2 separate regions of the Homo sapiens genome follow, and region 1 is linked to region 2. Evidence: chromatin loops called from intact Hi-C (ENCODE). Cell type or tissue: PC-9. All regions are shown on one strand.

Region 1 (8,000 bases), 66 kb after region 2:
CCTGGGCAACAGAGGGAGACTCGGTCTTAAAAAAAAAAAAAAAAAGACAACCCTCTACCCTGACAACATTTTGCAGGAGGGCTAAAGAACTAGAATCATTAACATAATTCTGGAAAGGCAGAATAAAGCTGGAAGAATCATACTACCCTTTTTTTCTTTATTCCTTTTTTTTTTTTTTTTTTTTTTGATGGAGCCGCTCTGTTGCCTAGGCTGGAGTGCAGTGGCCTGATCTGGGCTCACCGCAACTTCTGCCTCCCAGGTTCAAGCGATTCTTGTGTCCCAGCCTCTGAAATAGTTGGGATTACAGGCTCCCGACACCATGCCAAGCTAACTTTTGTATTTTTAGTAGAGGTGGGTTTTCCCCATGTTGGCCAGGCTGGATCACCTCAGGTGATCCGCCCGCCTGAGCTTCCCACAGTGTTGAGATTACAGGCGTGAGCCACCGCGCCCGGCCTCATACTACCCAACTTTAAAATTAACACTAAGACTATAGTAATCAATAGAGTGTGATATTGGGTAAGGGGTAGACATATAGATCAAGGGAACTGAATAGAGAACCCAGAAATAGAACCACACAAATATAGTCCATGGAGTCTTTACAAAGAACTAAGGAAATTCAATTGAGAAATGTTGGTTCTTTCATTGAATTTTATTAGAACAATTAGACAACCATATGTTAAACAATGAATCTCTAACTAAACCTCATATTTTATACAAAGATAATATATCTAAAAGATAAATGAAAAACTATAAGCAGTTTGAAAATAAAATACAGGAGAAAAAACCTTTTTTTTTAAACATTTATTTTAAGTTCCGGGGTACATTTGCAGGATGTGCAGGTTTATTAAATAGGTAGATGTGTGCCATGATGGTTTGCTGCACAGATCAACCCATCGCCTAGGCATTAAACCCAGCATCCATTGGCTATTCTTCCTGATACTCTCCCTCCCCTTCCCCCAACAGGCCACAGTGTGTGTTGTTCCCCCATGTGTCCATATGTTATCGTTCAGCTCCCACTTATAAGTGAAACCATGTGGTGTTTGGTTTTCTGTTTCTGCGTTAGCTTGCTGAGGATGACGGCTTCCAGCTCCATCCATGTGCCTGCAAAGGACATGATCTCGTTCTTTTTATGGTTGCATAATATTCCATGGTGTATATGTACCATATTTTCTTTATCCAGTTTCTCATTGATGGGCATTTGTGTTGATTCCATGTCGTTGCTATTGTGAATAGTGCTGCAATGAACATACGTATGCGTGTGTCTTTATAATAGAATGATTTATATTCCATTGGGTATATACCCAGTAATAGGATTGCAAGGAGTCACCTTACTGTCTTCTACAATGGTTGAACTAATTTACACTCCCACCAACAGTGCAAAAGTGTTCCTTTTTCTCTGCAACCTCGCCAGTATCTGTTGTTTCTTGACTTTTTAATAGTAGCAATTCTGACTGGTGTGAGATGGTATCTCAGTGTGGTTTTGATCTGCGTTTCTCTAATGATCAGTGATGGTGAGCTTTTTTAAACGTTTGTTGGCCACACGAATATCTTCTTTTCAGAAATGTCTGTTCATGTACTTTGCCCACTTTTTTTTTTTGAGATGGAGTCTCGCTCTGTCACCCAGGCTGGAGTGCGGTGGCATTATCTTGGCTCACTGCAAGCTCCGCCTCCCGGGCTCACGTCATTCTCCTGCCTCGGCCTCCCGAGTAGCTGGGACTACAGGCGCCCGCCACCACACCTGGCTAATTTTTTTTTTTTTTTTTTTTTTGTATTTTTAGTAGAGACGGGGTTTCACTGTGTTAGCCGGGATGGTCTCGATCTCCTGACCTCGTGATCCACCTGCCTCGGCCTCCCAAAGTGCTGGGATTACAGGCGTGAGTCACTGCACCCAGCCTACTTTGCCCACTTTTTAATGGGGTAGTTTGTTTTTTTTTCTTGTAAATTTGTTTAAGTTCCTTGTAGACTCTGTATAGTGGACCTTTGTCAGGTGGATAGATTGCAAAACTGTTCTCCCATTCTGTAGGTCGTCTGTTTACTCTCATGATAGTTTTTTTTTTTTTTTTTTTTGCTGTGCAGAAGCCCTTTGGTTTAATTAGATCCCATTTGTCAATTTTAGCTTTTGTTACGAAATGGCGAATTACCGTTCTTTTCACGCAATGTCTTTTGTGTGTGAAAGATAAACATATAAACATAAGAAGTGATGTATTGCAAAGACGTTAAAGAAAACACAGATTATTGTTATGAAAATATTGCATCCTTTTTATGAATGTCAGTACTTTAAAAAGTACATATTCAATAGTGACTAGGAATTACTGACATTAATGACTGAGAGACATATTTTTAAAAACATTATCGTAAGTTGTTACAAGAGACATATAAACAACAAACTTTTGACAAAAGACATAAACAACACTATAAAAATGAAAGTTATTACAACAATTCCTTCTGCCACTATTACCTGCATACAATCCTTCCTATAAATATTAAATTCAATCATGTCATTGGGAATATGGCTTAAATATAAATATAATTTTCCTTTTAAAAATAAAAGTTATTACGTTTTCTAGAGAAAAGATTTTAAAAACAAGATAGATTATTACCTGTGAGCAATTGTATTTGAAAGTCTGAGATAAGTTGGATGACTACGCATAGTTTACTAATTGGATTTCAAAGTCTTTTTGTTTTTCTACAGTTACATGAGCAGCAAGCATGCCAGAGGCTGAGTAGAATTCATCAAAAGGCCGATCAATATTTCAAACAAACCATCTAGAGAATATGTGTTTATTTTTGGTAATCTAAACCACATTTTAAAATATTTACAATATTTTATTATAATGCTAATTCATATGCACTTCAGAGGTGTTAGAAATATTGAAAGCATAAATAAGAGAATAAAAACACTTATATTTCCATAAGCAGCAGAAAGCCATTGTTAATAGTTTACTGTATATACTCCCAGTTGTATGTAAGTATGTCTCTTTGATATGTACATGTGTTCCATAGTCTTTCAATCTGGCTTTTATTTGAGGAAGTTGATATGCTAGGGCATTTGTCAAGCAAAGATCATTTAGGTTCTAAATTTGTAGTATAGGACTCCTGATTCTGGCCAAGATGGAGGAACAGGGACCTAATTTATAAACCCATCTGAAACAACTAAAAACCAGGCAAAATATGTGAAACGGATTTTCAATTTATCGGACATTAGGCAAAGAAGACAGTGTTCTCTGGGAGATAAAAAACAAGTGAGTTGAGTCCTATGATTGCACAAGCTTACCGCCTAAAGAGACATTGTAGATCACAGTGCACAGAAGGGGATCCTGATTGTCTCTTTGAGTTAAGAACATGGAGCTGAGAGTATAGGCATGCCAAGATGGATAGTACCTGTAGGACAAAATTCTAGAAAGGAAAGAGTTTCACAGAAATAAATCTATAAAGATTATGCAGGTCTTGGAATTATTCCTGCTCCCATTAGTCAGAATGGAAAATCTCACAATTCATGGGGCATTGGTTAGAGTATACAGAATAATTTTGCTTTAGAAGTGCAACATTGACCATAGACTAAACATTGATTTTATCTCACTTAAAGTTCAAAGGCAAGATGCAGAACAATCCTTCTCTTTCCAATAAATTTAGCTGAGTTTCACAGCAAAGCTCAAGAATATTATTTATTTATAGAAACACAAAAATGCCCAGCACTCAACAAGGTAAAATTCACAGTGTCTGACATCCAATGCCAAATTGCCAGGTCTTGAAAGAAACAGAAAAGTAGGATAAAAATAAGGAGAAAAATAAATTAAATTTGAACTAGAAAAGAGACAGATGATAAAGTTAGTAGACAAGAACATCAAAAGAGTATTCCATATATCCAAAAAATAAGAGAAAACTTTAAACATATTAGTGTAGAAGATATTAAAAAAGACCTAAATAAACTTTGAAATGTGGAAGCTACAATGTATGATTTGAAAAAAAATACACTGATTTGGATTAATGGCAGATTGGACATGTAAGAAGAAAGGATTGATGAACTTGAAGATATAGCAGTAAAACTTTCCAGAATGAAACAGAGAGAGAGAAAAATAAATGAAAAAAATGAATAGAGCATTAGTGAGTTGTGGGGCAATTTCAAGTGGCCTAATGTACAGATATGTGCAGACTAAAGCACAGAAAAATGAGGGAACAGAAAAAATTTTTGATAAAATAATGCATGAAAAAGCTTCAATTTTGATGAAAACTCTAAACCCACAAATCCAAAAAGCTAAACAAATTTCAAGAACAAAAAATATGGAAAAAAAACTATACCAAGGTTCATGAAATTTAAATTACTTGAAACCAATGATAAAGAGAAAATCTTAACAGTATCAAGAGAAAAAAGACAGTTTAGCTGCAGAGGAACAAAAATAAGGATAAGAGTAGATTTCTTGTCAAAAACAATGAAACCAATTGGACACAGTGGCTCGTTCCTATATCAGCCTTTTAGGAAGCCAAAGTAGGAAGATCATTTGAGGCCAGGAGTCCAAGACCAGCCTAGGCAACAGAACAGGACTCCATCTCTACAAAAATAATGAAAAATCTTAAAAAAAAAATGTTAAATTCAAAAATAGAAATAAAAAAACAATTAAACCAAGATGAGTGTGGAGCAACCTCTTTAAAGTGGTGAAACATAAACAAAACTGTTAACCTAGAAATCTATATACTGTGAAAATATCTAGCAAAACAGAGGTGAAATAAAGGCTTTTCTGAAATGAAAAACCTTACATAATTAATCACCAGATAGGAACCACAAGAAACATTAAAGGATGTTTAAAACAAATGTTAAAGGAAGTCTTCCAGGCAGACTGAAAAATGATACCAGATAATCTGGATCTAAATAAAAGAATGAATTGCATCAGGAATTGCAACATCATGGATAAATATAATCTCCATATTATGTACATGTCTTTAAGAAATAGTTGACTATTTAAAGTAAAAATAATCATACTGTATGATGAAGTATATAACATATGTAGGAATAAAATGTGTGCCAATAATAGACAAAAGGCTAAGAGGGGAGAAATGGAAATCAACTGTTGGTTTTCACGTGTTTGACTCTTCTGAGTTCCAGTGGCTCTGGCCAGCTGTCGTCCTGTTTGTACTCAAGGCCCTAGCACAGTAGCCAGGTGGGCCTACATATGCCAGACATTGAAGTGCCGCTCTTCGTTTAAAGTGTGAACGCAATGTCACTGGAGGGGATGCTGTGAACTCCACACCCAAATTACCCTTCTCTGTTAAATAAGGAACTCGTAGGCATCACTTCACCCTTTGTCCTTAAAGGGAATTAAGCTCTACATATTTAATAGATTTTAGTTGAGATTAGGCAATCTGAATATCAGTCAAGGGGATTGTGTGCTGTACTGGGGGAGCAGAGGCAACATACATAAGAAAAATGTACCAGGCTCTCCTCTCTTGTTCAGGGTGCTTTTATGTGATCTAAGAATACTTTCACAAAAAGTGAAAATGCCCATCATGTTATTTGGTGCTGATAGGTGACAAGGTAAAGGCAGTACTAGGGACCCCTTTCCTAGAGAGTTTGAAGCAGGGCTAGGAATGAAGGTGAAGACAGGGATTGGGGTCAACGGGAATGAAGAGCCTATGCAAATCCCAAAGGGGAACGGTGAGTTGGAGGGAGGGGAGTGAGTCCCATGCTGAGAATAAAGAATACACAAGTGAGCAGGAGGATAGTGTGTTCCATATGTGTTTAGGTCAGTGCATGGGGTGCGGGGAGACAGTGAAGAGCTTGGGAAATCAGAAATGGAATTGTAGCATATACAGAGAATGGAGTTTGGAAGGTCACAAGTTTTTGGCAGTGCCTGGCAACAAAGTTGAGATTCTGTGCAGTAGAGAGAATGACATCCACACAGAGAGATGCCTGTTGTAGGGCATGAGAAAGTCCATATCTGAGGAAGGGCATTTTGCACAGAGCTGCCCCAGTAGTGCTCAGGGGTGTCAGGGTGGCCCAATGCTCTGAGGGAAGAAAAGGTGCTGGGTGGACAAGACTATGGGATTAGAGTCCTCACTTCATCCACACTGCTCTGTCTTCCCCATGTTCATGGACTGGAGTTTTGTGGAAGGCTTCCATTGGAATAAGGGTTTGCACATCTAAAATTTTGAAAACCACTTTCCACCAACCAGATACAGAATACATCATGAAGTACTGACCCCCAGGTACTTGGACCTGGGATTGCTTCTTTCCCCTTGCTCTGGTTGTCATGATCATCTTTATTTAGTTACTATAGAGAGGCCAGCTGCCAAAAACAGCACACTATGTTAGAGGAGATAAGTGTCTGGGTATTAGTAATTATACACTTAATCTTGGACGACAGATGCCAAGAGCACTAAAAGTAACATGATGTAACAGATACGACATTGAAAATATGATATATAAATCTATATACAACATAAGCCACCTCAAATATATATGCAACTATATGTATTCACGCAAATGTATTTACACATATGTATATGTTTATACAAATGTACATTTATATACATAAATATATACATATATTTGTACATATACATACGTGTATACATGAAGATATACATATATCTTTGTATATATGTATATATACACGAATATGTATATACGCAAATGCATACACACATATATAGGAAGCACTCTCTATTTGGATTTCTGGAAGTGTTCTTCCTCCCTTTCCAGCCTCCTGTACACTTCCTTCCTTCATTAAGCTTAGAGTAATTTTGATTACCAAATAAATGTGTTTTCAAGAGACAGAATGACGTCACGTAGCATGTAAGCCAGTATCTACACAATAATCACTTGATTTTACCTTAACCTATAGCCTCAAAATACTTCTACTCATGCAGCCAAACCTAATGTCCAGCCCTGGCACCTATCCAGATAGACAGACCCATTTTCCTACTGCTCATGCGACAGCTCCACATGGACAGGCTACAGCACCTCTCTGACTGCATAATACACACAGATCTCATCCTCCACACTCTTCCTCATCAAGTCATCACCAACTTTTCCTCCTCCACTCTCACTCTCAACTAAGGGCACAGCATCATCTAGAAATCAGATCAATAGAGATTCTCTCCATCAGTTCCCAGTCCCTCACTTCCTAAAATGCTCACATGTCTTTCCACCTCACCATCTCCCCTACACCCCTCACACAACGAATTAAGGGCCTAGCCACTTCCTTTTGTTTTGTAGAGTTAGTGTGTCCTCAGCATATGTTCAATAAATGTTTGCCGGATGAATGAATGCATGCATGAACCAATGAATGAATGAAATTACCAGGCATGGGAATTCCCTAATTCAAATCTTGGAATCTGCCCCACCTGGGCCTCCTGCCTCCATGAAGAAACACATAGTTCCCTCACCTGTGCTCACTTGAGGTCACAGTTCTCATGGAAACTACAGCTGAGAGTGTCACTGTGGACACCTCCTCCCCAGGGCCAAACACTGACATGGAGATGAGGATGCTCCCAACAGGACCAGTGCATGATACTTCCTGCATTGGACCACGCAAGTCCATGTCAGCTTAACAATGGAGAGTGCCATTTCCACGGGGGTTCCATCTAACCTTCCCATGTCCAGACATTGGACCAGCCCTCTACCCTAGACAGTGTATGGTTGAAACATAGGCCAGCGATCACAGCCCCAAGACTTCCGCCCCCTTGCGTGCCAAGATCTCAGAAGCCACTGGAGTCCATGGTGTTCCTGGCCCATCTTGGCTGTTGGTCATCAGTCAGCAACCCACTCACATAGCCCAGCCTCTATGAAGGGTCCACAGGAGATAAAACACCAGCCCCCAGTAGGCATGAAGACAGCACTCAGCCCTGAGACACTGGCAAGGTTGCAGAGGAGCATTGGAGTGGTCAAGAGAGGTAGCTCACCCAGAATGATGCAGGGAGCCAGCCATACTCTTCCTGACAGAGGGAAGGTGATTCTGAGGGAGGGTACAGTGTCCTGCACGCCACTGGTGCATTCAGCCAAC
Region 2 (8,000 bases):
TGCTTATATTGAACCAGCCTTGCATCCCAGGGATGAAGCCCACTTGATTATGGTGGATAAGCTTTTTGATGTGCTGTTGGATTTGGTTTGCCAGTATTTTATTGAGGATTTTTGCATCAATGTTCATCAAGGATATTGGTCTAAAATTCTCTTTGTTGGTTGTGTCTCTGCCAGGCTTTGGTATCAGGATGATGCTGGCCTCATAAAATGAGTTAGGGAGGATTCCCTCTTTTTCTGTTGATTGGAATAGTTTCAGAAGGAATGGCATTTTTGGTGTTTAAGGAATCTATTAATAATATCTTAAAGGTTAATTAGGTCAGAAAAAGACATAATTTACAATTTGATTTGGAAAGTGTGTCAAATATGAAAGGCTTAAAACACTTGATATTATGAAACAGGATCACAGGTCATTGTAAAATAAGTCGTTCATTTAACCAAAGTGATAAGAATTTCAAAAAAAAGGCAAAAACCTTCATTCTTTGAGAGAGGAGACATAATTTTTCAAACAATAAGCCCTAAAAAAAACAGCACGAAGCCAATTAAATTTGTTTTCCAAAATTTTGTAATCTATAACATTTTCATCTTGATCATAAGATATAACTTTCTTAAGCCTTTATAACCTTTATTAACAGGTCAGTTCATATTTCAAGAAAACCCTGTTATTCTGACCCAGGGGCCCGTATGCTGGTGTTGCATCAATGTGCCTTTGACATTCATGATTAATTTATAGAGAAACTGAACTTATTTTATCTCTCAGAATAAGTACTTACAATCTCACATGCTCATGTCTTCCATGATCATCCCTGGCCCTTGAGGAGTTAAATAGCTTTAATTTTTTGCCCTGTGTCTCAGGAAGGCAGTTTATTTTGATTGGCATCTTCTACTGGGACTGAAAATGAGGCTTTAATTGCTGTTAGTTTTTAAGATTTAGCAGGTCTTGGTGTTCTTTTTAGACCCAGGAGATAAAGCCCTGTAACTCAATGTCACAAGAACTTTCAAAGCACATATAGGAAAATGCAAGAATGTAATAAACTTAATTTAAAAAATATTTTTTTAATATCAGTTTCTCCTAAGCAAACCAAACTTAATAATAATGCCATAGGAACTATTTTGATAAAATGTAAAATCTGTTAGGCCAGTTATCAAAAGGCAAAAGAAAAGACACTGTGCAGTGCACAGAATATTATTTTGGAATAAAATATTTCCTTTAGCTCTTTAGGAAACTACTGTTAGCATCAGGCCACAAAAAACAGAACCCAAGGAGGAAAAAAAACATATATTTGAGCTGAAAATGAGTTCAAGGGGAATGTTACTTTTTCATGCCTTTTAAAAGGGGAGAGAACACTGAAACCAGTGAGATGCAATAAAAGTTGAACTTTGGGTTGAAATAAAAAAAATTAAAATCTCTTATAATTTATCAAGAGTAAATCAAACCCTTAAGAAAATTTCATTGTTCTAACCAATTCTTTATGTGTTTTTTTACATCAAACCTAATCTCTAGAAAGATCATTATAATTTCCCTTTAATCATAGACAACATGATCATATATAAATTTTTGTTGTTTTTTAAAAATAAATCCTTTTCTTATGACTTACACAGACCGTTTATGACATCCTTGAAATTGTTTTTCTGAACATCCCTCTGTCCTTAACAACCAGCCATTTTATTCTAGTACTAAATTTATCATACAAGGTTCTTTCTCATATGAAATTATTTCTCTTTAGCCTTCTTACAAGAAAAAACCCTCTTTATTTATATAACTTTCTTAACATCTCTTTTATTTCCTGGCTCCTTTTACCTTGTTTGAAAAATGACCCTTAAATAAACTTTTGAATTAGGCAAAAATTGTTCACTTTTTAAAAAGAATACCATTTTATTTTAGAAAGAATGTTTTCTCACAAATATATTTTTCTTGGAAAATACGCAAATAATAATATATCTATTACTTAATTTAACATAACTTTAGATTCTAAATTATGATGAGTTTGTCTACAAGTATTTATCCTGTAATATATATCTAATTATTTTATTCTAATCATGTACCTAGATTATTTATAAAAACTATGATGGTCGTTATTTAAAGTTAGGGAACCACCACTGCAGAATTATAACTGAGCCAGTGAAAAATATTTGACCTGACTCCATCTTGCTTTTAACTTCCAAGCTTTCCTTGTTCATTCCTGGGCATAGGACAAACTAAGTTTGGGAGGAACTTACTTTATAGTTTAGCTTTGAAACAAAGATGATGACAATCCTTTCCCAAAACAAACCTTAATGCCTGTGGACTAGACTGCCTAAAGCCACAAGAATAGAAGTTATGGTAATCTTACTAAATTCAAGACATAACTATTTTTATTAAGCCAGCATCAATGTCTGATTTATTAAAGATTATACAAGCAAAGGTCATTCTGTCTTGTGCTGGGTTTGTAGATTTGTAACCCCTATGCCAAATTTTGACACCTTATAATATTTGGCAGGAATAAATATGAAATTGCTTGATTAATACATGCAAATAAATGTGTGCTGGTGATTCTTAAGACATTTCTAATATTACTTTACCAATAATTTTAAAGCTAGCTTATTTAATAAAGATTTTAAGTTATGTAAACTTGAAAAAGCATTTGACTAGTCTTTTATTTTTTCCTGATAAAATATTTGATTCAAATGTTTCTATTTTCTTAAGCCAATTAATTAGCAGTCTTTTATATATTTTCAGTAGTGAAACATTGTGTATGCAACACATAAATACATAGACATATTAGGCATGCCGGTAGAAGCACATCTTATAGTTTTATAAAAACCTTTTATTTTCCTATTTTAGACTTTCAGATTCTTGATAACCTGTTTCACAACCCTAGGAAGTTGTCAGCTAAATAGCCTTAAATTTGCATATTAAAGCAAACAACTCAGGTGAAAAATCAAATAGCAAAATTTATATCATAAGGTACAGAGAGAAAAAGCCTGTTTGTGCTAGAGGGAGATTAAAGATGGATGCCAAATCAAACATAAATTGTAGAAATCTATCACAGGATTGTATAAGGAGACCAGTTTTATTTAGATAGGGACTACCTATCTTTTGACTGGATCTCTGAGCTTTGGACAGAGCCTACAATGAATCATGGGTCTCCACAAAGGGATAATTATTGTGAGGTTAGATCACATGATGCTTTTACAGTACACTTAATTTTTTTTTAAACAAAGACATTTCTAAGTATCGAAACCATACTCTTCCTTAAAGACCCAAGAGTAACCTCTGTTGCAATAACTATAAACAGGTAATGCAATACAAAAGTAAGCAGTTTAAGAGCTGAGACGAACTTGTCTGTTTACATTCTTGGGGTTCCATAAGGAAAAACAGGTTTCTCCCCCAAAGGGAGTCAGTCTTCTCCATTTTCTTTAAAGAATCCCAGGCTGTTATAAAGTATTTTAGGTCCCCATGCAGCAGAGGGTGCAAGAGAAAGAAGAGAAAGCAGAAGTAAATGAAGAAAACAGAATTCAGTCAACTGAGAAGAAAAAGCTTTTGCTTCAGAAGAAGACAAGGTCCTAGGAGAAAAACAAAAACAAAAACATGAAGGCCTTTTAAATACAAACACACACATATGGGCACACACAAACACACATCTTGGATGTTAGCTTTTAATTAAGCTGACTTTTGACCATTGAGTTCCTTTTAAAAATACCTTCTTAAATCTCATTACCATATCTCAGCTAGGACAAATTGCTGCTATTTCAGAAGGGTAGCCATTGCTTTTTCAGTTTGGCCTGGCTAGGAAAAAGGTGGCCTTGTTATGTAAATAAAGCCCCTTTGTAATAAAAATAAAAAATCTTTCCTCTTTTTTTTGTCTTTTTGCTGGCCGTCTTTCTCCTTGCACCACACCACCGTGTGTGTGTGTGTGTGTGTGTGTGTGTGTGTGAATTTAACTCCTTCCGAGGTCTTGTTCCCCATAATTTGGAACTTCCTTGGGATTTGATCAAGTCACATAGAGCTGATCAAACCCAATGTGAAAAAGACTGAAACAACAACAAAAACAGAAACAACTAATGACAACAGCAAAAAACAGTTAAGCAAAATAAACAATTGCACAACTTATATGATTACTGAGCACTCTAATGGTAAGGAGAAATTAAGATCAGCTGGTTGTTAATCTTAACTTTAGCCAAGACATACTCCAATTTAGTTACTTGCCTAGGGATAGGCTCAGGCTGAAGACCGCTCTCTAACACCCTAGAAGCAGAAAAAAAAAAAAAACCCTCTTTTTCCCTGTTGGAAGTGAGCTCAAACTCCATAAAGGAATTTCCTGCCTTCCATCATCATGGAAGCAGGAAAAACTTGTCTTCCTTGTGTTTGTTGGAAGTGTGTACAACTCCAAAAAAAGGAGTTGTACAGCAAAATAAATTTTAGATCTCAACCAAATTTTGGCAGATCAGAGATTCTCTGGAGGAGGTGCTTCCAGGTCTCAGCAAATTGTCCTATTGGTTTGAGCCATAAGCATAGCTCAATCTGATACCAAGCACAGATAGAAGATTTTTCAAAGGTCAGGAGCACCTCCTCTCAGACTCCCTTTGTGGTTATCAAAATGTGAACCTGAAAATCTGAGACAGGTCTCAGTTAATTTAGAAAGTTCATTTTTCCAAGTTTGAGGACCCCCGTGCCTATGACACAGCCTCAGGAGGTCCTGACTACATGTGCCCAAGGTGGTCAGAGCACAGTTTGGTTTTACACATTTTTTGGAGACATGAAACATCAATCAACATATGTAAGATGAACATTGGTTCAGTCTGGAAAGACGGGACAACTATAAGTGGGGAGGGGGTTTCCAGCTCATAGGTAGATAAGACACAAATTGTTGTATTCTTTTGAATTTCTGATTAGCCTCTCCAAAGGAGGCAATCAGATATGCATTTATCTCAGTGAGCAGAGGGGTGACTTTGAACAGAATGTGAGGCAAGTATGCCCTAAGAAGTTTTCCCCTTTAGCTTAGTGATTGTGGGGGCCCAAGGTATTTTCGTTTCACAAAGCTCAAGTAATAGTAAAGTGAGGGTAGTCTAAGAAATCTCCAGTCTTCAACTTTAACGAAAGTGGTTCCATATTAGAAGAGTCCCCTGGTTGTCCCATACAATAGCTAATATTCTGTAAAGAGAATCACATTGATCCTAGGTTTCATTACCAGTACAATAAAGATAATCGGGCATACAAGTAAACCAGACACCATCAATAACAACAAAAAACAAAAGCAAAACACAGCAAATACCAGAAAAAGACACAAACTTTAGAAAACTCAGTTGTCAGATATAGATTATTAAATAATTGTACTTATCATATATACAGTAATAAAAGAAAAAACTTGAAAATATCTGCAAATTAAAGATACCTATGTATGCATTTCTAAATTAAAAACTCAATGCATGCTTTTACAGTAGATTATACGTAGCTGAAGAAATAATTATTGTAAGACAGATAAGAAGAAATTATTCAGAATGCAGCAAGTAGATATGAAAAGCTGGAAATACAGAGGAAAATAAGAGATGTAATGGATACAATAAATAGCCCTTACCTATATCTAGTTGAAATCCCAGCAGGAGAAGATAAAGCACATTAGGTGGAGGAAATATTTTAGGCGATAATAGTGGAGAAATTTCCACAACTGACAAAAGACACCAATCCACGGTTTTAGAAAGCCCCTCCTCTCTCTAAAATCCCAATGATAAAAGAGAATAAGTAAACAACAGCTAGATACATTATAGTGAAATCACAGAAACCTGAGAAAGAAAACCTTAAAAGTAGCCTGATAAAAAGACATATAACTTTTAAAAGAGTAGATTAATAGCTGGCTTATAGCAGCAATGGAAGCCAGAAAATAGTGAAATGATTTCATCCATATACTGAGGGAAAATAACTGTCAACCTAGAATGATATACCCAGTGAACATATCATTCAAGAATGGAGGCAAGATAATGACAGTTTTTAGACAGAAAATTATAAATTACCACCAATAATCAAGCACTAAAAAGTCTAATAACTATCTATTAAGCTAGCCAACTAGCTATTATCTATCAGTGTATAATGGATATAGTTTATTTTGAAGGCTAATTATTATCCCACATAATATCTCAGATAATTTATCTCAGATAAGTGTGAGATGCATAAAGAAATAAAGGCTAAATGAAATGATTATATAAATTATAATGAACTAAATGTTTTAATCAAAATAAGACAATTGCCAGAATGGAAAAAATCCAACTTTAAGCAGTTCACAAGAGATGCATTCAAAATATAAGAATATGTAAACTAAAAGAATATAAAAAATTAGATTATGCAAACACTAATAAAATACAATTTTTATAGCTGTATTAATTTCAGACATTTTTAAGGCAAAATGCAATCTTAGAGAGAAAGGTCACTTTATAATGAAAAAAGGTTAATGTTGCCCCAAAATATCGCATTTAAAAATTATGCACCTAGTAACATAGTAACAACAGATATAAAGTTGACAGATACAAAGAGAAATAAAGTCAATAAGCATAGTTGGAGATTTTATCATAACTCAGAAAAACCAAAAAGGATTATAAGAGATTTGATCAATATGCTAAACAAACTTTACTTTATGGACAAATATAATATTTAAAATTTGGTAACATTTGTCCCATGGCTAGAACACACTAATCTAGAAACCAAGAGATAGAGGATGGAGAACAGCCTCTCAGGATTACACCTCATCACTCACTTGAAAATTACACCTCATCACTCACTTGAAAAATGTTTGCTTGCCATCTTCACATCTTTGGACTATGATTGTATAATGGTCTTAGAGCCCCACAAAGGAAGACTTATGCCATAGCACTCAACAAAGGTTTCACTAAATTGAAAACTGAGACTGCAACATGGTCATTTCAGGTATTTTTTGACACTTGATTGATAATCAATATACGGGTTACTATATTGTCTAAAATAATTAATATCAGTTTTTAAGAGGAACTAAGATTGTTGATATCCAAAGGTAACAGGGATACTTATGTTTGGATCTCAGGAGACTTTTTGGGAAATCTTCCTATACTCCAATTTCCAATGATAAAAATCAGTTGAGATACATCACGGCCCCCCCAGAACATCATACACCTCAGGAATAAAATTCTGAGTAGTCTATCCACCAGCTAATTATACTTCCTACCGACTCTCTGGCTGAAAGCATAAAGCAAAGAGAATAAGTAATGATTCCAGTAATGGCAGACTATAACATGAAAGTCATCCCTCATACTGAGAACAACCAAATAATCTGAATATGTTTTTTAAAAATATGATGAAAGACATCATAGAGTTAACAAAGCAAGAAGTATATGTAGCAAAAATACAGAAGAAGAAGAAGAAAACCCAGAGAGGTAATTTGAGATTTGGTGGTTGCTTTTTCCTTAGGGAAATTTTTCAATTCCAGAAGAGACTACTGAAAGGCTACAAACTGAGCAGAAATTTTAACAGGTCCATATGCTTAGGAAGACAAAAACTAGAGTCCAAGGCCTGCCAAGGAGACACGCTGGTAAAATCTTCAGGCTTTGGGCTAAAATCCCAAATATTAGTTCTCTAGGAGTAAGAGTGAACCATGCCTAGACTAGGACTTGTAGTGCTTTAAGATCATCATAGAATCATCTTCATACCTGAATGGATTAAGGTTCTTCTGGGATTGATAATGCTCCTTTAGCTCTAACCCAGAAGCAAACAAATCTTCTGTGTAGGAAGGTAGCATCTTTCTAGGCCTCAAATTATAATTTTTCACATATGATATCCAGCACACAATCTTTTTTTTATTATTTTTATTGTCATATTTTTTAAAATTATACTTTAAATTCTGGGATACAAGTGCAGAATGTACAAGTTTGTTACATAGGTATACACGTGCCATGGTGGTTTGCTGCACCCATCAACCCGTCATGTACATTAGGTATTTCTCCTAATGCTGTCCCTCCCCTAGTCCCCCACCCCCCGACAGGCCCCAGTGTGTGACGTT

Evidence for each region. Peaks named below come from ENCODE experiments on the same cell type or tissue, not always from the same donor. Only the 100,000 strongest peaks of a DNase experiment are listed, where the experiment ranks them.
Region 1: it touches region 2 in a loop (5-fold over the local background); 2 of 110 quality-filtered maps call a loop at or near these places.

The regions. Positions count from the first base shown.
Region 1 is chrX:152,101,944-152,109,943 of GRCh38, forward strand. It overlaps LOC105373369 (a long non-coding RNA gene), which reads left to right and starts at 6,687. Exons shown (of 8, transcript XR_007068347.1): 1 at 6,687-8,000. In PC-9, no CTCF peak of the experiment used is centred here; no DNase peak of the experiment used is centred here.
Region 2 is chrX:152,035,803-152,043,802 of GRCh38, forward strand. No RefSeq gene overlaps it. Among named protein-coding and RNA genes, the nearest start is that of GABRE, 65 kb to the left of the region's middle. In PC-9, no CTCF peak of the experiment used is centred here; a DNase peak (open chromatin) is centred at 3,219; H3K27ac peaks cover 2,102 bases.